5 separate regions of the Homo sapiens genome follow, and regions 2, 3, 4 and 5 are each linked to region 1. The links are chromatin contacts, found by Hi-C or POLR2A ChIA-PET in ENCODE. All regions are on one chromosome and are shown on one strand. Each heading gives the region's core, a stretch centred on a gene start or an enhancer-like site at or near the end of the contact. The rest is flanking DNA. Distances are from core to core; before and after follow the strand shown. Region 1 overlaps LOC101927995 (a long non-coding RNA gene). Region 2 has its middle 290 kb from the start of LINC01985. Region 3 overlaps TGFBR2 (transforming growth factor beta receptor 2). Region 4 has its middle 28 kb from the start of TGFBR2. Region 5 has its middle 250 kb from the start of LINC01985.

What was found. A loop is a pair of places that touch in the nucleus more often than their neighbours do. ChIA-PET counts read pairs that join two places held with the same protein, here RNA polymerase II (POLR2A). Pooled maps may share reads with other maps.
Region 2: a loop to region 1 is called in a map of heart right ventricle, with 2.2 times the contacts of the local background. The contact joins two enhancer-like sites. A Hi-C loop is called at or near these places in 3 of 168 maps with a recorded cell type or tissue (cardiac septum, heart left ventricle and heart right ventricle). POLR2A ChIA-PET finds 5 or more read pairs at or near these places in 1 of 52 experiments (MCF 10A).
Region 3: a map with no recorded cell type shows a loop between it and region 1 (2.1-fold over the local background). The contact joins two enhancer-like sites. A Hi-C loop is called at or near these places in 2 of 37 single-sample maps with no recorded cell type. POLR2A ChIA-PET finds 5 or more read pairs at or near these places in 2 of 52 experiments (CD4-positive, alpha-beta T cell and activated T-cell).
Region 4: a map with no recorded cell type shows a loop between it and region 1 (2.0-fold over the local background). The contact joins two enhancer-like sites. A Hi-C loop is called at or near these places in 1 of 168 maps with a recorded cell type or tissue (heart left ventricle), 1 of 37 single-sample maps with no recorded cell type and 2 of 50 pooled maps. POLR2A ChIA-PET finds 5 or more read pairs at or near these places in 1 of 52 experiments (activated B cell).
Region 5: a loop to region 1 is called in a pooled map, with 2.1 times the contacts of the local background. The contact joins two enhancer-like sites. A Hi-C loop is called at or near these places in 2 of 168 maps with a recorded cell type or tissue (Caco-2 and sigmoid colon) and 2 of 50 pooled maps. POLR2A ChIA-PET finds 5 or more read pairs at or near these places in 1 of 52 experiments (T-cell).

What each region holds. Positions count from the first base shown.
Region 1 is chr3:30,434,316-30,438,676 of GRCh38, forward strand. All of the region lies in intron 4 of LOC101927995 (a long non-coding RNA gene), which reads left to right. The region is part of intron 3 of LOC105377013 (a long non-coding RNA gene); the gene reads right to left. Among named protein-coding and RNA genes, the nearest start is that of LINC01985, 82 kb to the right of the region's middle. Within about 2 kb of position 3,061, at least 10 of the 41 ENCODE cell types and tissues checked have a DNase peak (open chromatin) inside an H3K27ac peak, as active enhancers do; they include heart right ventricle, where a contact is called at or near this core.
Region 2 is chr3:30,230,680-30,234,862 of GRCh38, forward strand. No RefSeq gene overlaps it. Among named protein-coding and RNA genes, the nearest start is that of LINC01985, 290 kb to the right of the region's middle. Within about 2 kb of position 1,673, at least 4 of the 41 ENCODE cell types and tissues checked have a DNase peak (open chromatin) inside an H3K27ac peak, as active enhancers do; they include heart right ventricle, where a contact is called at or near this core.
Region 3 is chr3:30,656,560-30,660,649 of GRCh38, forward strand. The region is part of intron 3 of TGFBR2 (transforming growth factor beta receptor 2); the gene reads left to right. Among named protein-coding and RNA genes, the nearest start is that of TGFBR2, 52 kb to the left of the region's middle. Within about 2 kb of position 2,057, at least 20 of the 41 ENCODE cell types and tissues checked have a DNase peak (open chromatin) inside an H3K27ac peak, as active enhancers do.
Region 4 is chr3:30,575,954-30,580,714 of GRCh38, forward strand. No RefSeq gene overlaps it. Among named protein-coding and RNA genes, the nearest start is that of TGFBR2, 28 kb to the right of the region's middle. Within about 2 kb of position 2,703, at least 7 of the 41 ENCODE cell types and tissues checked have a DNase peak (open chromatin) inside an H3K27ac peak, as active enhancers do.
Region 5 is chr3:30,268,272-30,272,565 of GRCh38, forward strand. No RefSeq gene overlaps it. Among named protein-coding and RNA genes, the nearest start is that of LINC01985, 250 kb to the right of the region's middle. RefSeq lists an enhancer at 2,522-2,691. Within about 2 kb of position 1,665, at least 2 of the 41 ENCODE cell types and tissues checked have a DNase peak (open chromatin) inside an H3K27ac peak, as active enhancers do.

The sequences.
Region 1 (4,361 bases), core at 1,811-4,310:
TTTTACATTCTGAGTCATCCTTACTATTCCATAAGACTGGTCCTTGTTTGCGGCTAAGTAACTTTCTCAGCTTACTTGATGTCCAGAGAAGGTTGGAGCCCAGAGACCTCTTTTCATTTTGAATCATCTGTGTTCCTTTCAGTACTAGCAGGTAAAGCTCCTTTAAAATCGTGGGTTTTAAAATTTAAAATTGGGGTTCTTATTTATCAAATTATAAGCCACTTCATTAAACACATCAACACATTAATATTGTCTCCTTTATATCTTATAATTTTTGTTAGGGTGTTGTGGAACAATGTTCTTAAGATACTTAGAAGCTCTTTTGTTTAGCAGAGAAGATTTTTGAAGCACGCATCCAATATTACTAGAATCTCTTTTCATTAAGTGAGAGCATCTGAAATGCTTCCACATTAAATCATGTTTGGTGTCTTCATGAAGTGTCTTACAGCTTCACCCTAGACTTGATTTTGATCTTAAGGTAACATTTAGTGGGAATATGCCCTGATATGGCAATACCATCCAGTCTAGAGAAAAGGGTTGTAGTTATTTAAATTATTAAATATTATTAGCTACTTAAGTTATTAAAGTATTTTCTGTAATTTTCCTTGAAAAGTTAACAGTTCCTTCTTCAGTTCCCCTTTCTTTTCTTGTACTTTATCATACGTAGGTAAAAGAAACCAATGACACTTTCAATATCCTGCCTATCAATCTCCCACACTGGTTCCATGAGTTTACTAAATACATTTTCTATGTCCAACATTATCATTGATGAGTATTGTCAAACATTTGACACCGTGTAACATGGATGACCATTTTTTCAGTCTCCAAGAATTTTGTCACCGCTTTTTCAGTCTTCACTAAAATCTCCTCATAGTTCTTCAAGCCCCCACAAACTTCCTGATCTCAATGTCAATGCCACATGTTTTAGCTTTTTTGCTGTTGAGGCTGTCTCCACTTTAGGAGCTTTTTTCTGTGCTTTTTAATTTTTTCTTACTTTCCATGTATATTAGTCTGGATATTTCTTACTTTTCTTTCCAGTTCACTAATAATTTCTTCTCCTGTGTCTAATTTGATCTTAAGCCCACCTAAGTTCTAAATTTCAGGTATTAAAATTTTCAATTCTAGAATTACATGTTAATTCATTTTCATAGATTTCTGTTCTCTGATGAGCTTTTCCATTTTTGTCACATAATTTCTTAAACATAAATATTGTATTTATTTTAAATTCCACGCCTAATCATTTTGATACATGGGTTACCTACGGGTCACTCTCTTGACTGTTTTTTAATTTTTCGCTCTGTCTTAGCTTACATGTATTTTGTCCTGTCTCCTGACGTATCTGGTAACTTTGAATGAATGCTGGGCATTGTGACTAAAATATTGCAGAGGCTCTGTGAGATGCTGTTTTCCTCAGAGAAAATTTGATTTTCTTCTGGCAGGCAAGTAGATTAGAGGCAGATCACCTTGATTTAAACAGGAGTTGAGATGATTCAAGCCTGAGTTTCTGTCTTTGTGAGATCTAGTCTATTTGTAGGTTTTGCTTTACACCCAGGATAAAGCTTCCCAGGCATCTCAGATAGGATCCTAACATGCTTACTAGGAACCCTGCTTTGAAGTGCCGTGAAATTCAAATTCTGTCTTACCAGCATCGTGAGTCTGCTAAAAAGCTGGGCTTTATATTTTAGCTTCAAGCTGCTGCTCTCTGCTTTTCTTGCTTGCTTTCACTTTATGCAATTTACGATTTTGCAAATGCTTTCAGGGTAAAGCGCACACAGAATTTTAGATTCACGTTTCCGTAGTTCTGTTTCCTGTGGGACATTAAACCCTCAAGTTCTGGCTCACTTAATAACCTTGATCTCCAATTTTTGTCTTCTCAGGCAAGTGAGACTGCCGAAGTCTTGAGCTGTCTGTCACCTTTCTGCCTGGTTTCTCAGCCCTACACCTGTTACAAATTAGTAAATGCCTCAAGGAGAAAACTGACTAGGACTATTGGCATTATCATGATGCAGTTTTCTTCAAAATCATGGTTGCTCTTCAGAGCCTTCAAACAGCTGTTTTTGTTTTGGGTTTTTTTGTTTGGTTGGTTTTATGCTGCATTTATAGATGTCTAGGCACAATGATGGGCCTGCATAAGCTACTCTACCATTGCAAAAATGCAAAATCACATTTCATAATGCAATTTGCTGTTGGCAAATTCGATGTGAATCTCAGGTCATCATTATTGCCAATCCTGTAATTTTAAATCTATCCCCATGAAATTGAATCTGATTTGATGTAATCTATCTCCACAAGAATTTATAGCTGGAAAGGACTTCAGAATATGTCCCTTTCTAATCCCCCTCACTTTGCAAGTGACACAGCAATTTAGCGACGAAGCTGAGATTAGAACTCTGGCCCCCAGACACCCAGTCTAGTATGTTTTCTTACACAATGGTGCCTCATGAATAATGCCAAAAGTGTATCCTCAAAGTTTTGTACCTACATCCTTGAAGAACTTCTTGGGCAGGCTTAAGCATTTCTTAGTTGCAATGGCTTGATAATAAAGTTACTCTTAAAGTTATACAAGGAATTTCTTCAACTATACCAAAAAATTTTAGTCAGACCGTTCTCTCAGCAAAAAAAGAAAAAGAAAAAAAAAAAACTGTCATCCTTTCATCTTTCATCTTTTATCCCTTAAAAAAAACAATGTGTCCCAGATAAACGAATGACAACTCTTGCAGACACAAACATACTAGACAGCCAGGGGTAGGGATAATGGTTCTAGAACTGGAAAAATTTCCACATCTATTGGTGGAAACTTTGGGAATGAAACCAGAGAAGCCTATTAATCTAAAATGAGCTGCAGCACCTCAGCCCAGTTTCAGCCAAACAACTCCCCTGCTGGTGCTTGCTGCTGGCACTAACTGCAGTTAAAGAAAGTTCATGTTTCTCAGGAGGCCCTAGTATAGGAAAGGCATCTTTAATTTAAGAAAGCAGGATAAATCTCTCTCTCTCTCTTTCCCCCTAACAAGTGCTTTCACAGGCCTAGTGGTGGGAGTGGAATTCCGTAGGTGGTGTCTATGTATTGCTTCAGTCCCTAGAGAGTCAGCATATTAAGTAACTGCTTGCCCTAAAATCAACCGGAGACCAGCATTTGGGAGCCTTTCGACAAAACCTTGGTTGAGTGAATTTCAGCACGCCTGTCATGTGACCAGGCCACTCTATGGTGTGAATGAAATATCCAGCTTGAAGACTTTTCAAGAGCCAGCTATAAAAACACACAGAATTCTGCCCAGCTGCCCCTGTGAAACTTAATTCCCCAGTGCTTATTCTTCCTTAAATTAAGTTCCCTCCTTTGAGAGCTATGAGCTATTTGCTTACCCAGCAGAAGAATCATTTTTTTACCATAAAAGGGTAGCTCCCAATATTTCCTACCCTTGGCATTGGGGACCATTCTGTTTAATGTACATTAACACCATTGCCCCACAGAAAGAAAACGAAATGTTTTATGTTGAGGTCCTAGGCATTCTGAACATGGCATCTCATTCGCAGAGCTTATTTAATATCATCGGTAATAATTACAATTCAGAAATTTATTAAACAATCAGCCAAGACCACTGAAAGCACTATGGTTTCACATATTCTTTACTCCTGGTGTCTGCTAAAGGAAGCCCCCAAATTGTTGCCATGTAACTGGGAAAAACGTATAAATTATTTTCTTCCACCACAGATTACTTCTTAGGAGGTAGTAGATACAAGGATTTTCTGAAAATTTTCTGTATTTTAACTGGGATTTGGGTCAAATGAATGCTTACGTTTGTCAAATCATATCAAATTATACACTTATGATCTGTACATTTTACTGTATATGAGTTGTACTTCAAATTAGAATGAGGGTGGGGAGGGATGGAAAGAAGTTTCCCATGTTCTGGCATGAACAATCATTTACCTACAAAAAGAATCAGAACTCTCTTCAGAAGGATCGGGTGGGAGAGGCTGTCTCAAGAACTGCCAGCCACTTAGCCTGTTAATGAATAGCCCTCAGCAGGTTTGACTTTCTGTTCCTCATCTGATCCCCTTACGCATCTCTGGCTTTTATTATATGCCACCTCACATCCTTTTTGATAATGGGAAGAATTTAAGTTATCAATAAATTCAATTTTTATGCCATTCCAACCAAATCTTCCTCTATGTGGTAATGATCTCATGGTCATTGGGATCATTGACCTTACAGGTGGTGATCATTTTCTGAAGTGTAGGTCTGTTTATTGGAACTATAAAGAGTTTGGGACCACCAACTATGGCCTCTTTTGCAAGAGAAGAGTTCTGTTTTCAGAATCAACTTCCTATTTATTTTTCCCCAGGAATCTCCTTGTGGTTAC
Region 2 (4,183 bases), core at 423-2,922, 210 kb before region 1:
AAATGTCCCTGCTTCTCCTCATGATGCTAACAATGACCCAAATCTTTATTTCACATAGCTGTGGACATGCCAACATGGTTGTATTCTACCCTATGAGTGATTTCTTTCTTCACTTAGCTAAAGAACAAAAAAAGAGAGAAAAACATAAATCAACTAAATAATCCATCAACCATTTAATGGACATTGACGAAGTGCCTCCAACGTGCCAGGCACTGTGCTAGCATCTGGGAATAAGAGGAATAAAACCAACCTGGATGTTCTAATGGCTCAAAGTGTAGCTGAATATCCTATCAATGAAATAAACTGTGCAGCACTGTGATAAGAGTCACAGTGATACCATGAACAAGATCTAGACATGAGTGAAAAACAATCTTCCTTTGCAAAGTGAACAAAAGGTTTTCACCAAAAACTCCTTAACTCAGAGATTCAGATTTTTTCTTTTACTTTTTTTAGGTAGATAAGGAGATGGCACATTCCAGGCAAAGGGAAGAGCTGGGCACATGGATAAATGATAATATGGGGTTTTGGGGACCTATGAGCAGTTTGGGTTGACTGGATTTGGAGAAGAGAAGAAACAATGTGAAAGGCCAGAGTACAAATGGAAGGAGATGCTCCAGTAATGAAGAATCTTTAACTGCAGTCTGTGGAAGACCATGGAAAATTATAGCAGGGTGCTGGAAAAATCAGAAAATATAACATAGAGGGCCTGGGGCCCAGGTGGAGGGTGGCAGACTATGACACTTGGACCGAGGCTGTGGTAACAGGGATTTGAGTTACTAAGGATCTGGTAACTGGGTCAGAGGAGCAGGTGTTGTGGGTAACTCAACAGAACTGTTTTAATTCTTGAAAACAGTCACTCTTGCCCAGGCCATCCTTAAATTTCTGGTTTAATTCCCTCTGGTTTTTGGTTCTGAAGTATCTTACATTTTGTGGTTGGGAGAAATTTATTTGACTTAGGAGACTGAGCTATTGAGCAAGTTGAGCAAAACTTACATGAGCCACCAGAGAAATGAAATGTCCAGAACTGGCCAAAAGAGAAGCCCTGGGGCCCTGTCTTTAAAGGATTACTGCATGAATTAGTGACCAGCAGATGCTGAAAGTGAAAGTGGCATGATTGTAAATGCAGCATGAGAGTTTGGCTTGGATAGACCAGATGTTTACCAATTTGCTTTGGGAAACAAAAGCCCTAGAGAAGGGTTTGGAAAAAGCCATCAGGGACTACTAAACTGTGACAATGGTCAATTGCCTTGATAACCATCTTTCCTCTCCACAGATGTTTCCAATGATAGGAAATGCGGGAAAATAAAGGCCATTCAACTAATCAAGCCCATACTTAGCTAAGCTGGGAATAATGCACAGAGCTTTTTAAAAGCCTCTATTGTGATTCTTTGTTTCCGAAGGGGGCAGGGATTCTGGTTATTAGGTTTGATTTTAAAACCCCTCCACTGAATACCACCAGCCTTGTATTCTTGTTGAAATCTTGCACCAGGAAAACCCATCAGACCAACTTGATTAAAAGAGGGTGCTATCAACACTCATGTTAATTATTTGGACTAGTGGTGCATCATTTTGCTTTCAAGCTTCTTAGAGATATTTGCTGTTCTGTTCATGACACAATGCTTGTAATCTGGCCAGCCAGCCAGAAAACACCATTTCAAAAATTTGTGACGTAAACTTGTGGTTTAGTCCGTTTGCACACTGCTGTAAGGACATAACCGAGCCTGAGTAATTTATAATGGAAAGAGGTTTAATTAACTTACCATTCTGCAAGGCTGCGGAGGCCTCAGGAAACACAATCAAGGTGGAAGGGGAAGCAAATATGTCCTTCATCACATCGTGGCAGGAGAGAGAAGAAAGTGCAAGAGGGGAAAAGCCCCATATAAAACCATCAGACCTTCTGAGAACTCACTCATCATCACAAGCACAGCATAAGGGTAAACGCCTGCTGATTAAATTACCCACCACTCGGTCCCTCCCATGACACATGGGGATTATGGGAACTACAATTCAAGATGAGATTTGGATGGGGACACAGCTAAACCATATCAACTTGTGTCAGCTTTTACAAATACTATGTGTAACTCAGTACTAGGTGGGAGAAAGGAAAAAACAAAAAGAAACATTCTGAAAGATGAGGCCATAAATTGTAAGACTTACACTCTTACCACTACTGCTTAGTATCATCCATGGACCAGCAGATCAGTTTCACCTGGGAGCTTAGCAATGCTAATTAGTGTCTGTCACCCCAGGCCTGCTGACTCAAACTAGGCATTTTAACAAGATATTCCAGGTGATTCCTGTGCAAGTCCATTTGAGGGGCACATGGAGGGCTTTTGGGGCAAAAACTCAAGTGGTCTTTTTCTTTTAGACTTTTTTTTAATCATATGTTTTTGGTTTTTGTCTCCTTCTAAACTCGAAGCTCTTAGTATCATCATCATCATTATTATATTTTACATATGATAAAGGCAACCAGTTATACTTAGATGCAGGTAACAAAATGGTAAGTAAGAAAAGGAAATGTGAGATATAGTTGTATATGTGCTTTTTTATTCAGGCATTGAATGACAATCTCTAGAAGCAAGGCTAATGCTCCTATAATTCTGAAGTAATGATAGGTGTCAACTATATTTGGAAATGCCTGCAACAACTATAATGTTATATAAAAATATCTATGACAAAGTCATATTCTGTCAATACTACTGTGCCTTGTTGCTGCATTCATAATTAAAAGGTGTACTAAGTATGAGTTTGAGATTAGTAAAAATTAGATGTCATTTTCTTTCCAACCAAGTTAAACACTGCTGAATTCAGTCCAAGGGCCCCAGGTTAAGAACGTTTGTTCTAAGAGGCTAATGTAGGAAATTATGGGATGTGTTTTAACTTGGTCTTGCTGGAAGGTGGGTGAGGGCTCCATGAGCTGGCTCCATACAATCCTTCCTCAAGTACATGATGAAGGAAGGTGCAAGGAGGCTGATGTTCTTCCACCCCAGTAGGCTATTAAGTGCCCAAGCCCCACTCCCAACCCCTTTGGGGGTTTCTTTGTTCTGAACCATTAAAAGGTTGGGCTGAGGCAGATGGATAATCTGTAAATCCTTCATTTTCTTCATCAGATCTGTTTTCCAAACATTGCCTGATGTTATAGGAATATTTACAGAAAGGGTGTGTTTGTAGTTATTTATGTTTCACATTTATTTACTTAGAATTTTTAAAATCTCATTTTCATTTTGATTTTGTATTCCAAACCAATTAATGGTCTTGGTTGAACAACAAAAACAGACTAAAATTAAAATTATCATAAACAAGCAGTACAATAACAGCCTCATGAAAAAGGTAAAGCAAGCTGATGGTGGGACAAACATTTCACCTTCTCAGTTGATTAATTTTAGATAAATAAGGCAAAATAAACAAACAAATATAGAGCTTGGCATGTGGTATGCATGCAATAAATATTTGATGAATGAATCAAGATATCAGAAAGAAAAATATTTGAAAGGTCTTTCTCTAACAGCCACTACTCATTTTAGCTACACATAATTGACTGGAAATATTCCCATTTTAGGAAGGAATTCTTTAGAGTAAGTGCGCTGAATTTAACATTTATTCATGTTTCTTTAAGTTGTAAGACTTGATAATTTTAGTATAAACGGGTGAACCCTGGGGTCAGGAATTATCTGATGTGATGTTCAGGAAGTAGCTTTGGCACTGTCAAGCAGAAGATAATTTAAAACCACCAAAGCATTCTCATTGTTAATATTTAAAGACTTCTGGGAAATGTGCTCATTTATTTCACAATTTAAAATAAACAAGTCTTAATAGCAACCTTTGAATATCTCTTAACAAAATTATCACCAAGCACCATTAGAAATAGCTTTTTATTGTTTGTGATCTATGAACTCACTCCATAATACTAATGCTTCAATCAGTTGTGACTGAGAGTTATATTCATGACAGATGCCAGAAATGGATCAAAAGCAGATAGAAGAAGCAAGCTGCTACCACCTTGTCCTCATAACATGTGTTCAAATAAAATTTTAAAAGTTCAAGGCTATATAACTTTTGTTTCATTGAAGATATTATAAAAGTAGACTGTTCTGAAGTAATTTTTACTTTTTTCTTCCCCGTTGATCTGAAGCATGCAACCAGGATTCATGGAGTTCTTTTCTGAAATTAATAAGGTTTTTGT
Region 3 (4,090 bases), core at 807-3,306, 220 kb after region 1:
CATTCTTGGGTTGTTTGCTAAGATTGTCTGCTGAAGGTGGGTACGTGGAAAACAAGATGGTAAGCCAAGGAGGATGAAGGGAGGCATGCTGCTGGACCACTTCCAGCTCCCAAATGACTGGATCTTGGCCATCTTGCTTTTCCTGCTAACTTAGAACTGAACTGCTTATTCTAGAAAATGAGAGGCACTGGGGCCATATAGGAAAGGGATAGCATTGGACCCAAGTCCTAGACTTTCAGTAGTTTGTTTGCAGGACCAGGGTCCCACCCCTTTTCCAATTGAAATGTAGGCAAGGTGGTGGCAAGCCCATGGCCTAGGCTGTGGGAACTCATAGAACAACTATAGTGATGATCGCTGCCTTGGATTGCAGCCTACTCTGAATGTGTGCACCTGTGCTAACTACTTTCAGGTGTGTTGTCTTGTTTCATAGACTCATTACATTTTTATGATGAAGTGAAACCCGTGAATTGGCTCCTCCAGACTTCTCATTTTAATGACAAAAAAGTGGGTCTCCAGAGAGGAGCTGGGATTTTCCAAGATCTCATAGTTTGTTCCTCACTTTTTGTCCGTAGGAGAATCATAGAAGAACCAGATAATCTTGTCTCTTATAGAAGGAATACCCTTACCCTTCCACATTCCCGTGGTGGTGGTGTGTTTGCTTTTTTATCAGTCTTAACCCATGGGAGGCTGCACAACTTACATAAGAGGCTACCTGTTCTGTTTGCCAAACGGCAGCCCAGACCCATCACTGAGCATGTCCTTGGCAAGAGGCACAACCTCAGGCTGACACTGTTTCCATGTCCGTGAGAAATGATGTGTATAAACGATGGCCAGTAAGATGCTCATCTGTTGGGAAGACAACAGAGGGCAGGGCTGAGAGCATGGCTTCCCTGCTGATTGCCTGTGTTCAGATCCCAGCTCAGCCGTGTGTAAGCTCTTGGTTCTTGGGGTAACTACTTGTTTACCTCTCTGAAAAATGGGAGTAGAAATAATGAATACTTTTAATAGGATTATTTTGAGGATAAATGTATTTATTTATGTAGAGAACTTGGCACGGCACCTGGCACAGAGTGAGCACTTAATGAATTTTGACTGTAAATAGTTATTACTGTTCCACTAGATTCAAATTTCTTATCTTTGCCTTTAGCTGGATGAGTGAGGAGATTTGTACCAACGTCATGTATTCTCCTCTTCCCTGCAAATTCCTCCACCTGAGTCCTATTGAGGTGCTCCCCATTATAAGGAGTCCTGTGAATCAAAGTGGTATGTTTACTGTAAAGAATGTGGAGGATGCTGTTCACTGCATTGTATTGTTATCTTCATGAGGAAGCCAGGAGACATTTATTTTGGCTCTCTGTTTTAGAAAGGTGTTCTCCTCATGACGACCTGTTTGCCTCTGATCTTAAGGACACTTTGAAGCATACCGAGCAGGGGTCTGCAAACTTCTTTGATAACAGGCAAGATAGTAAATATTTTCAGCTTTGCAGGGCAGAGTCTCTGTCACAGCTACTCAACTCTTCTGTGGTAGCAGCCACAGACAGTGTGTAAGTGATTGGACGTGGCTGTGTTCCAGTACAACTTCATTTACAAAAACAGGGCTCAGGCCAACCCCTGATAGAGATATTCATGGTTTTTGTGTTTCTCTCTCAAATGCTAACTACCAGAAAAGCTTAGAGTCAAATCTGAATCATGCTTCTAGCAAATATGTACCTACACATTTAGCATACTAATATCACTCTTGCTTACCAGTTTTTACCCTGTTTTCTCACATTTATATTCCATTTGTCATAATTATAGCTCCTGTCTTGACTGTATCTTCTTTCACTGTGTTTTTTGTTGTTGTCGTTGTTGTTGTTTTTGGGAATGGGATAGGACTGTAAGTAAATAAATCAATTATATCTTGCTAGCTTAGAAACCAGGACTTGAGTAACCACTTCTGACTCAAAGTTCAATCTATGTGGTTAAATAGGGAAGCAGACCATAAGATGTATGCCCAGTGGTGCACGTTGCTGACTCGCAAGCTATGTGCAGGCTTTAGCATTTAGTGTGGTGATGTGTGCCCTCTAACCTGAGATGTTGAGAGAGGGGCAGAGAAGAAGACTTCTTGTAGCCACAAAGTTTCATTCCTTCCTCTCTCATTGTTGTAGCATTTCTTTTAAGTGAAAACAGCCTTTTTGGTTTGCTAGCCTATCTCTGGCAGGAAGACAAATTATTTTTTTACAGTATCAGACACGCGGTTTCCTGTCTATGTTTAACTTGCTAGCAGAACATCTCAGCCAGCTGGTTCCCTCTGGACCCATTGTGTCCTTAATGTCGTTGCTTTACACCATCCAGCAAACCCACTCTGTGTACTGATCGCATGCATTGAGCATTTTGTTGACTTCCGTTGTTTTCCGAGTAAGGGAAGTCTTAGAAATGCTGCCCTCTTTCTCCCAAATCTCATTTTATGTTTGTTCAGCTCCAACACCAGGGAGCTGGCTTCTTGGGGAAATGATTAGTTCTTGCATGTAAGAAATGAAAAGAGTAAATGGTGTTTTGGTAGCTCTGGGGGATTTTAGGTATGCTGCCTTGGAACTGTGCACTCACGCCTCAAAATAGCTGGCTTTCCAGCTGTGCATTTTTGTTTCAAAAGAAACAAACCAGATTTACTTTCTGGTCTAAATGCAGAAGAAAAAATAAGTGTGGAAATATGGTTGAGAAAAGTTGTTAGAAGAGGAAGAAAATTATGGATTAAAGTTGCTAGTCTCATTCCTGAGAAGAGAAATCAGTTATTTGAGGTGATGACTCAGAGCTGAAGCAGCTTTTTGTTGTGAACCAGCCTTGGTTAGAAAGCACACTTGGAATTCATCAATATGGCCCTATGTCTGGCCAAGGAAATAATAAAGATTTTGCATGATAGAGGACACTGTGACTCAGTTGAAGGAAGCTTAGAATGTATTTGAACTGAATTAAGGCAAAAGCAACTCGCTTTTCAAGATTTTTTTTTTTCCTAAGTAGCAAAGTAAACAAAGCTGCACTGAGGCCAGATGTGCTTTCTGGTTGTGAATATTTGTACTCTAGAACCTCATTCTGGTATGAATCAGCAGAGTGGAATCTAGTATGGACACAGGCTGTCTCAAATTCCATCCACTGGATATGAGTGGCCAAGAAAGCAGTCGGACCCATACTGCTGGTGCTGTAGCAAGGTTCGGGTGGTTCCTCTGCAGCCTCAGGTCTCTCCCACTGCGGCCTCCATGTGTTCCATAAACTCCACACCCATGAGTAATGGCAAGAAGGGTCCACTGAGACCTTTTGCTGCTTTGCGAGTGTCTCAGTGTCCCACCAGGGGAAAAAAAAGGCTCAGGGAGGTGGCTAACCACTGTGAAATTGACTTTTATTTCCACCCACGTATACTCCAGAGGCTGTATTCACCACCATTTGGACATCTGGATGACTTGCCTTTGGAAAGTCCTTTTGTATTCTAAATCGCTCCTGCATGTTACCTGTTGTGGAAAATATCAATTTTGCCATTACAAATTATGCTTTTTTTTAAAAACATGTTAACTTTTAGAGAAATAATTTATATTTGCTTATCTACTTTTAAAAATATACATATATATGCCTTTTGTTGCCTAATTAGAGGATATAGTTGGTTCCAATGTCAAGAACAATTTCTCTGAAATGTAGTCATTAAAATTATTCCCATGTCTTTCATTTTCCAGGCCCCATCCTATTCGAAATACCTGTTTCTTCCACCAGGCTGATGTAGTTATGCTTAGGCTTGGCTGCACATTGGAAACACCTGAGTAGCTTTAAAAACTACTCATTAACTGGGTCTTACTCCTGCAGTTTCTGACTTAATTGGTCTGGGGCCTGGTATCAGGAATTATTTTTTAATTCTTCAAGATATTTTAATATGCAGCCCACATTGGGAACCACTGGACTCAAGACAGTTTGTTCTGCCAAATCTTTTTATATTTTTCGTCACGTTCCCCCTGTAGCCTGGAAAGGGACGGTAACAATTAAAGAATGGCAGCTACCACAGGAAGGAGCCAAAATTATGCCTTCGAAGGTTAGAGGAGGAGAAAAACCAACACCTGTTTTACCCCAT
Region 4 (4,761 bases), core at 1,453-3,952, 140 kb after region 1:
TTAACCCCAAACTATAATCCCATGATTTATCAGATGCAGGTCACAGATTTTCAACTGTCCTGGGTCTGGACTGAATTTAGTGCCAACTTATTACCTACAATAAAATTCTTTGCACTGTGTTGTTTTCCCAGAGATCCCATTCCTAGAGAGGTAGAGAGTAATTCTCTCCTTGGTTGATCCCATAGCGATTTGTCCACAAATAACTATGTCATGAATAAATGTTTAGATGACTGACTTTCTTAGGAGACATGAGCCCCTGCAAAATATGGGATGTGTGTAATTAATTTCTACTACATTTCAGGTACTCAATAAATTTCATCGAATACGTGAATAAATGCGTGAATAAAAGGATGGTGCTTTCATTTGTGATCATGAATACATGAAATTTACATTCCTACTAAATTAAACAGATACATTTAAAAGGAATGGTACCTTTTCTTTAAGAGCATATTCTAATCTAATATTATTGATATCACTGTAAAATCAAAACTTAACTTGTGTTTTATCAGTAAATCTGAACAAATTCTTTCAAAATTCTCAAATAACCAATTAATGAAATGAAGACAACCCAGAATAGTCTAGTTCCCCAAACATTAATCACTGCATGCCACTTCATTTTTTTATATATGATTATTTAGTAAATATTTTTGCTCTAGCTATTTCTATTTTTTAAAAAAGCCTTAAATACATACCTTATCCCTGTTGTAAGAAAGAATATCCATGAATATTAAGGTTTTATGTGCCTATTACATTTTTTAATGCACACTAAAATAAGCACATAAATATTGGAATATATCATGTCTACTAAAATCATGTTGTATATACCATGATAAATACTGGCAGAGTGGAATAAACATAGACTGGGGTGAGATGAACTGGTATTGATCTTATCCACTTCCAAGGTAATATAACCTCTTTAAAAGTCAATGCTTCATATAAATATAGAGATAAGAAGACTGGCCTCAGAGACTTTTTGTGAAGATTAAATATGTAAATCACCTAATGGAAGTCCTGCATAGATTATTTAGGTACTCGATAGTTATACCTGCTAAGATGATACATATGTCTCACCTTTCGAACAGACTGCATTCCCTCTTTCTCCACTTCTCACTTTCTCTAATAATCTGTTGGCTGCTCTTATTCTAAATATAGCCTCACAGAAACAAGCGGCCAGATCTTATGCTACACAGATATTACTCATAGCAATTGCATGGGATAAAAATAAATATGGACAATATAGTGTGAAAGCAAGAGATAGAATTGAGCCTTCTTCTCCAGGCGCTGCCTCCATAAGTTATCTGCCACCTCAAATATATCACATGGGATCTCTGGGCCAGTCCCTTTATTTAATAAAATTGAGGGAGAAAATTCTTTTTCTGTTTAAAAAGTTAATGAAATATTCAATATTTGACATCCTTTTGCTTTCATGTTTTCTCTCTCTTAAATTTTATTTTTCTTATTCTTATTGTGAGAGTATATGTGAAGCAAGGTTCACTGAGAAATGAAAGGCCTTCTCCTAGAGTTTCAAAAAAGGGTCTTGCAAGTTCAAACAAGTTTTAACTTCAAGTCTCTTAACCCTTCTCCTATTGAACCATCAACTCAGACCCTTATCAGGGTGTTCTAACGCCCTCCTCCTCTTTCACCCAGGTGGCACTGACTTGCTCTTATTTATTCTTCACTTGTTGGGGGACTTGCACTCTCAGAGAGAAAGTAAGTTAAAAATGAGCAGAAATCAATAGCTGGAATCTTAACAGTGGACAGGAATTTTAGTTTACTTTTTTTTTTCATAGGGAGAAGAGTGCTTAGAGTTTTGATTGTATGGTAGAGGCCTCTAAAGCACTTAATTAAGATGTCTGAAGCAGATAATAACAAATTCAGAGGGCTCCTTGGATGATCATCCAGCAGACATCCTGGAGACAAACATACACCAAAGCAAAAATACATTTCTCCTTCTGCCTCTTCATCCTGTGGACTCAGCAGGCTGGCCAAGCATGTCCCCCAGAGGTTGGCCCCACTGTGGTTAGAAGAACATAGATTCTGCCTTAAGGCAGACATTAGTTACTATCCTGGATCTACCATTATCAATAGTAAGACTGAAAGTTACTTCAGCTCTCTCACTCTCAGTTTCCATCTATAAAAATTGAGATAAGAAATAAAAATAAGATCCCCCACCCCCCAACCCACTGAACTGACTCCCTCTTGGCCAAGGCAACTCCATACACCAAAGCAAAAACATGTTTCTCCTTCTGCCTCTTCATCCTGTGGACTCAGCAGGCGGACCATGCATGTTCCCCAGAGGTCAGTCCCACTGTGGTTAGAAAAACATAGATTCTGCCTTAAGGCAGACCTGAGTTACTATCCTGGATCTACCATTATCAATAGTAAGACTAAAAGTTACTTAAGCTCTCTCACTCCCAGTTTCCATCTATAAAAATTGAGATGAGAAATAAAAATAAGATCCCCCACCCCCCAACCCACTATACAGACTCCCTCTTGGCCAAGGCAACTCAAGAAACCTTCAAAACTGTGTTCCTGGCTATAACAGGACCATAGGTTGGAAACGCCTCAGTGTGCCCCTTCCTTGTTAAACTTTAACCAGAATTCTTTCCTAAGAAGTAAGCAGAAACAAACTCTGGAAAACTAGCAATAAAGGATTCATTCCTTTATTGCCTTTAGCTAGTCATCTGAGGCTGCAACTGGACTCCCCCTCCCTCTTTGTGGTTTGAACATGACAGCTCACCAGTTTCACAATGCATCCCTTCCTAAAAACTGACCACCATCTCCAGACTGGTTTTGGCTGGCTCACAGAGGATGGACAGTGATGGTGTTCGTGTCCTCTGCTTCACCTTTTGATGTCAGAGGGCCAACCCCACCACACCCTGGCCTGCGGATCATGCTAAGGCTGCCGTTTTTTGAACATGCAACCCATGAAGAGGCACGAAGCTCAGTTGTGCATGCCCTTGTTTCTGCTTTCATGAAATATTTATGACTCCTCCTGTTATTGACTGTGTAAATTCAGCCACTATGCTCAGCATAAATTCCTGTTCCCTTTACCCCTCCCTCAAAGTGCTTGCTCTCACCTTTTGCCAGAAGTGAGGCTTCCCTGTAAGATGGCCAGCCTGCAGATTGCAACGCTTTATAATAAATAATGCTCTCCTTTCCAAATTTATGAACATCATCATTCTTCAGTTGACAGAGATGATGCAGAGTTTTATGGTTTACTAATCAAAACACTTCACTGATAAACTGTTTTGATTATTTATTATTGCATAACAAACCACTCCAGAACTTGGTGTAACAATGAGTATATTACGCTCATGAATTTTTTTGTGTCAGGAGTTCCGATGACATAGCCAACATGGCTTGACTATACTCCACAATGTCTGGAACCGCAGCTTGGAAGACTCAAATGGCTGAGGTTGAGTTGAATGGCTGGAGGCTAGAATTCTCTGGAGACTTCTTCACTTTCAGGTCTGATACCTGGGCCAGAATGACTCATGGCTAAAGCTGATTGGCATCTCTCTCAATGTAGTCTCAGGGCTTCTCTTTGTGATTTCTCCTCCAGGCCTCTCCATCATGGAGACATCAGGGTGGTCAGACTTCTTATATAGAGCTCAGAATGCCTACAATGAGTGTTTCAGCAAAGAAGGTGGAAGCTGAACAGTTTTTAATAACCTAGCCTTGACAAATCACATGGCATCATTTTTACCATGCTCTCTGGGTCAGTGCATGTCTAGCCCTGAGATTCAAGAAGGCACATAGATACTATATTTGAAAGCATCAGGCCCAATACCTGGAATATTATTGGAGTTCCAGAAATGTTATAGATCATATTGCCATAAATCAATTCCCCATTGTAATAATACTGTAATAAATAAATCATAAAATATGTGAACATATACTTTGTAAGGCACTTTGACATTCATCAACTCTGTGTCACAATACCCTTCTCTAAGCAGGATAAATCTTTTCCCTTATTTTGTAAATAAACAAAGTGAAATTCAGAGAGGTTAAATTAGTTTACTAGAATCACAACAGCTAGTAAGCGGTGCAGCTGAGGACAAAACCCAGGATCTCTGTGGCAGGGTGTGGTGACTCTTGCCTGTATGTCCAACACTTTGGGAGCCAAGGCAGGAGGACTGCTTGAGGCCAAGAGTTTGAGACTGGTCTGGGCAACATAGTGAGAAAACATTTTTAAAAACTTAGCCAGGCCTGGTGGCACACACCTGTAGTCCTAGCTACTTAGGAGGCTAAGGTGGGAGGATTGCTTGAGCCCAGGAGTTTGAGGTTACAGTGAGCTATGATCCTGCTACTGCAATCCAGCCTAAGCAACAGAATGAGATCCTGTATTAAAAATACCACCACCAAAAACAACAACAACAACAACAAAACAACAGGATTTCTAATTCATGATGCAATCTGCTTCACTTTATAGAGTGAATGGAAAATAAAAATACACACAGATATATAAGTATACACTTTCTTATATTAAGAAGATCTGGTAACCACTGACAATTTCAGCTCATCAACTATAAAACTTGCTCATACGTGTGTGTGTATACTTATATATAATACAACTTCTTTTTGTTTCTACTAAGTTGTTAGAACAATAAAGAGGTAACATCTCACATTTGTTCTATGTGACAATAGATTCTGTGAAAATATTCTTTGGCCAAATCCTCTCCTTTTTGCATTATAAGAGATAAAAATTCCTGACAGACAGCCTTCCTAGAAACCATTAAGGATTGTTTATATCTCAAC
Region 5 (4,294 bases), core at 415-2,914, 170 kb before region 1:
CAGGCTTGTTAACATGCTCAGCTCTGGAGCCAGAGGTAGGGTTACCCCCACACAAGCTGCATGGTAGACAATAGGAAAGGTGTGGTTTTCCAAAAGCGGGAGATGGGTTATGTTATCAGGAGAAAGAACTAGGCAAAGAGAAACTACGTATGTCCATGACAATGTACTGGAAGCAAAGACAGGTCAACTCATTTTCTTGGCAAGCAAAATGTTCACAGAGAAAATCCAGCCTCCTCTTGGTACCAGTGAATGAAACAAATGACCAAAGAGCTTACGAAACTAGCCGAGGTTTACATAATTCTAACATAATAAGTTAGAGGAATAATGGTCCCACTTTTGTTTTTGTTGGTTTGTTAGATTTTCATGCTCTCTAACTGTTCTAGGGCCTTCACTATTGGGGATCTGCCTGAGCCTGTCCTGGTGAGCCAAGAGTCAAAATTCAAAACCAGTTTGTTTTACCTCTCTTCAGTTCCTGCTGATAGGATTGTAGCAAGTTTGGATAGCACATTAAGGTAAATAGATACACTAGAAAGTTAATTACTCTGTTGCGGGGGCAAAATATTTGCATATACATCCTTGGATGTTCTCCTTCTCCAAAAAGCTAGAAACTACAAATAATAAATACAACAATGAATATTTCAGATGCTGTTGGCAGAAGATGCCACTTCGAAACAGAAAGTACGTTCAATCAGATCATATATTCATCCTCTGCATAGCATCTACTCTAAAAGAAGATGTACCATTTTGAGTAAGAGGAGGTAATACAGAAAAACATTCGTGAAGCATTATCAGGTGAATATAGTAGTTTATAAAACAACATATATTACATGACCTTATTAATGCCAAAAAATATGAGTATAAACACAAAAAAGATGTTTAGAAACCTATTAAAAATGTTAATAGTATTTGTATTTGAGCATTGGGATTATGAGTTTTTTTCTTTATACTCTTATAAAGGAAACCTTATAATATGCACAAACTGCTAGTAAAATGTATGCATGCATGTCCTCAATTTTAAGAAACTATTGATTATAAGAGCACTGTAGAAATATCAGCTTCTTAGTTTTAAAAAATTACTATTATTTTATTACCTTTTAAAATTTTTAACCAATTGTCTGACTTATTCTTGGAGGGAAATAATAAAAACTTAGGTTTTTTTTTTTCAACCAAAGGGAGAGGTAATAATATGAGATCACACCTTGGTTACAAGTTAATGATCATATTCTACACAATGTAGATATGTCAGCATTTTAAAATGTCCACATTAAAATAGATATCTGCCATTAAAAATAAACATAAAGCACTTGCCAAGGTTGTAAATTCACAGACATTGAAATAAATAACTAAAACTGAGTATTTTTAAAACCGTGAGGTTTCTTGACAATGTTCATAGACCAACCCAAAAGCCACATAAAAATAATGCAGGAATAAAAAGAGAAAATGACATCAGCTAATTTTTACTTGACTTCATCATAACATGTCTGTTGGGTATTGCACATGGATACTACAAAGACTAATGACAACTCGCTTTTGGCAGCCAAGGTCATCAACAAAGAATCTTAAAGTTAACATTCATGTGTTTCAAAAAGAGTACTGCATGTACAAACACCAAAAATGTCTAAGTCTGATGGTGGGTGCCACGGTTCGGTTCCCAAAAGCAGACTAGAGACATATCTATTAACTGCAAGTGAATGAGAAAGTGAGAGCAAGTGAATGAGGAAGTGAAAGAGGAAAGGAAAAGTTGTCCGTAAAGGGTGATTATTGAGCCACCTTGCACAAGAACGAAGGGAAATTAACTCCATGGAGAAACTTTTGGAGAGCGGAGGAAAACAAATACTTTGGAATTATCCCATTCAAGGGGTGAGGGAACTTGGGTATTCGTGCATATATTCCAGAGAGCGAATGGTTGAGAACTGCTCCTGAGGATCATTAATTACCTGGATCTCTGGCCTGTGACTCATGCTTCTAGGAAGAGAAAACTTCCGTGACTCTGAGAAAATAAGTCCTCATGCACAAAGATGCAGACTCAGGCTGATGGATGTCAGCATGAGGGCACTGACAGGTCCAAGGGAAATAGATGGAGTAATGGCAGCGTCTGCTGCAATGGGTCCATAAGGAATATAGTACATTTCCTTCTTATCATTTACAAACATTTCTTACAGAATGCATATCCATTTTCCTTAATCCAAATGGTCATATAATTACTTGTTTTCTGTGTTACAGTTAGTATTATTGCCTGGTAGGCACTTCTGGCAATAACGATTCAAGATCTCTTTGCAGTAACTCTAGAAATCTTAGGTTGCAAATTCTGTTTTGACATTTTCTTTTCTTTTTCTTTTTTCTTTTTTTTTTTGAGACAGAGTCTCACTCCAGGCTGGAGTGCAATGGTGCTATCTTGGCTCACTGCAACCTCCACCTCCCGGGTTCAAGCAATTCTCCTGCCTCAGCCTCCTGAGTAGCTGGGATTACAGGCACACGCCACCATGCCCGGCTAATTTTTGTATTTGTAGTAGAGACAGGGTTTCACCATGTTGGTCTGGCTGGTCTCAAACTCCTGACCTCGTGATCCACCTGCCTCGGCCTCCCAAAGTGGTAGGATTACAGGCATGAAACACCACACCTGGCCTTATTTGACATTTTCAAAAGTAGTTTTCTGATTCTTCTACAGAAGCTTTGCTGCCATGCAATTAATTCACAGAATGACTTTTCTTCTTTGAAACTGCCAAGTTGAGGTGAGTGTCAAAACCTACATTATTAGGCAGCAGGTACTTTGAACCTGTAGTCTATGTGGTCTCGTATCTTCACTAAGTCACAGTATCTGAGCATGTATGTGCAGATGCAATGGCCATATACGATATAAGATTCATCAGAATTGAAGACCCAACAGATGACAAAACTGGGATTAACAACCCTCTAAAATAAGAAATAACTACCCTCTTAGGACAGAGGAAAACAATCTGGCTCAGTTACAAACACGTTGGCCATTTAATGCAGAGAAGACAAAAGCAAACTTTTTTCTTTTTTTTTTTTTAAAAGTTATTTGAGTCATCATCACTACCTTTCAACTGCTCAAACCCAGAATCCCTTCACCATCAAAAGAATTCACTATTATTATATATACACACAGTCATCAGGATTTCAGAAATGCTAAAATATAGGAAAAAGTCTGCATCTTTGAATAAAGAAGGAAAATAACCTATGCAGAGAGAGAATTTTTTTAAGCAGTGTACAATAGAAATCTCTTGGGAGATAAATATCTTCATCTGAGAAAATGCTTTAATAAACCAAAGAGAAACAGGACACTCCTTGCTGGGTATCAGTGTGGCCAAGTAACAAAACTACAAGGTAGGATGGGATGGAGTTGCTCTACATAATAGAAGATACAGTTTGAACCCCTGGACAATGCAGAAGAGAAGGATTAAGAAGCAAGGCTAAGAGGAACAGAAGAGGAGTCAAACCAATGAAGCTAGGTGGTGGCTGTGTGTGGACAGTAAAATTCTACTGTGAAAGGGTAATACCTACTTGTTTGTTGAGAAGGTGTTTTCGTTTCTAAAAAGTAAATTCTTACTTTTGTGTCCTAAACGATGTTCTCCTCAGTTCAGGAAATTCCATGATTCTCATTATTAGTTTGACATGTTTTTTTTTTTTTTTTTTTTTTTTGCTGGAAATGGAAAGAAAATAAATGAACTGGGATTCAAGCCAAGATGGATGTCGGGAAGGATAGAGATAGCACCTGAGGTTTACAGACCTGGGAAGCTGCAGTGGCTCTGAAACTATAAGCTCCACCCAGAGATGGCAGTGAGGATGCAGTACCTCCATACCCAGAGAATTGAAGGGGGACTGACCCACTTGTATCTATGTACTAAAGGCTTAAGTGACCTTCAACTGAAATTTGACATATATTTATGTAAGTGTGTGTGCTGCTTACCAGTCATCTTACAACTTCAGAGAAAACCTTATTTTTTTCTTTAGGAAACTTCTTATAAAAACACATACCATATATTGATGGCATTTAAAACATAAGTACACATTTTACATATTCCTATACAGTGGGGTTGCATTTTTGCCACTTTTCTTGAATTGCCCTGCAGCCATAATAATTGGTTTTTATTATTTACTATGAGTCAAACCAGTTTGTCAATCAATAGCCCTGAGAAAATGCTAAATGAGAGGAGGAAGAGAGGAGATGGCAAGTGGCCTGTTTTAATTTTTGAAATTATTATTGCTTATGTTTTACAAAATAACTAGATTTTTGTAAAGTATAAAGATGTCACAACCCTATCAGCATGAAGAA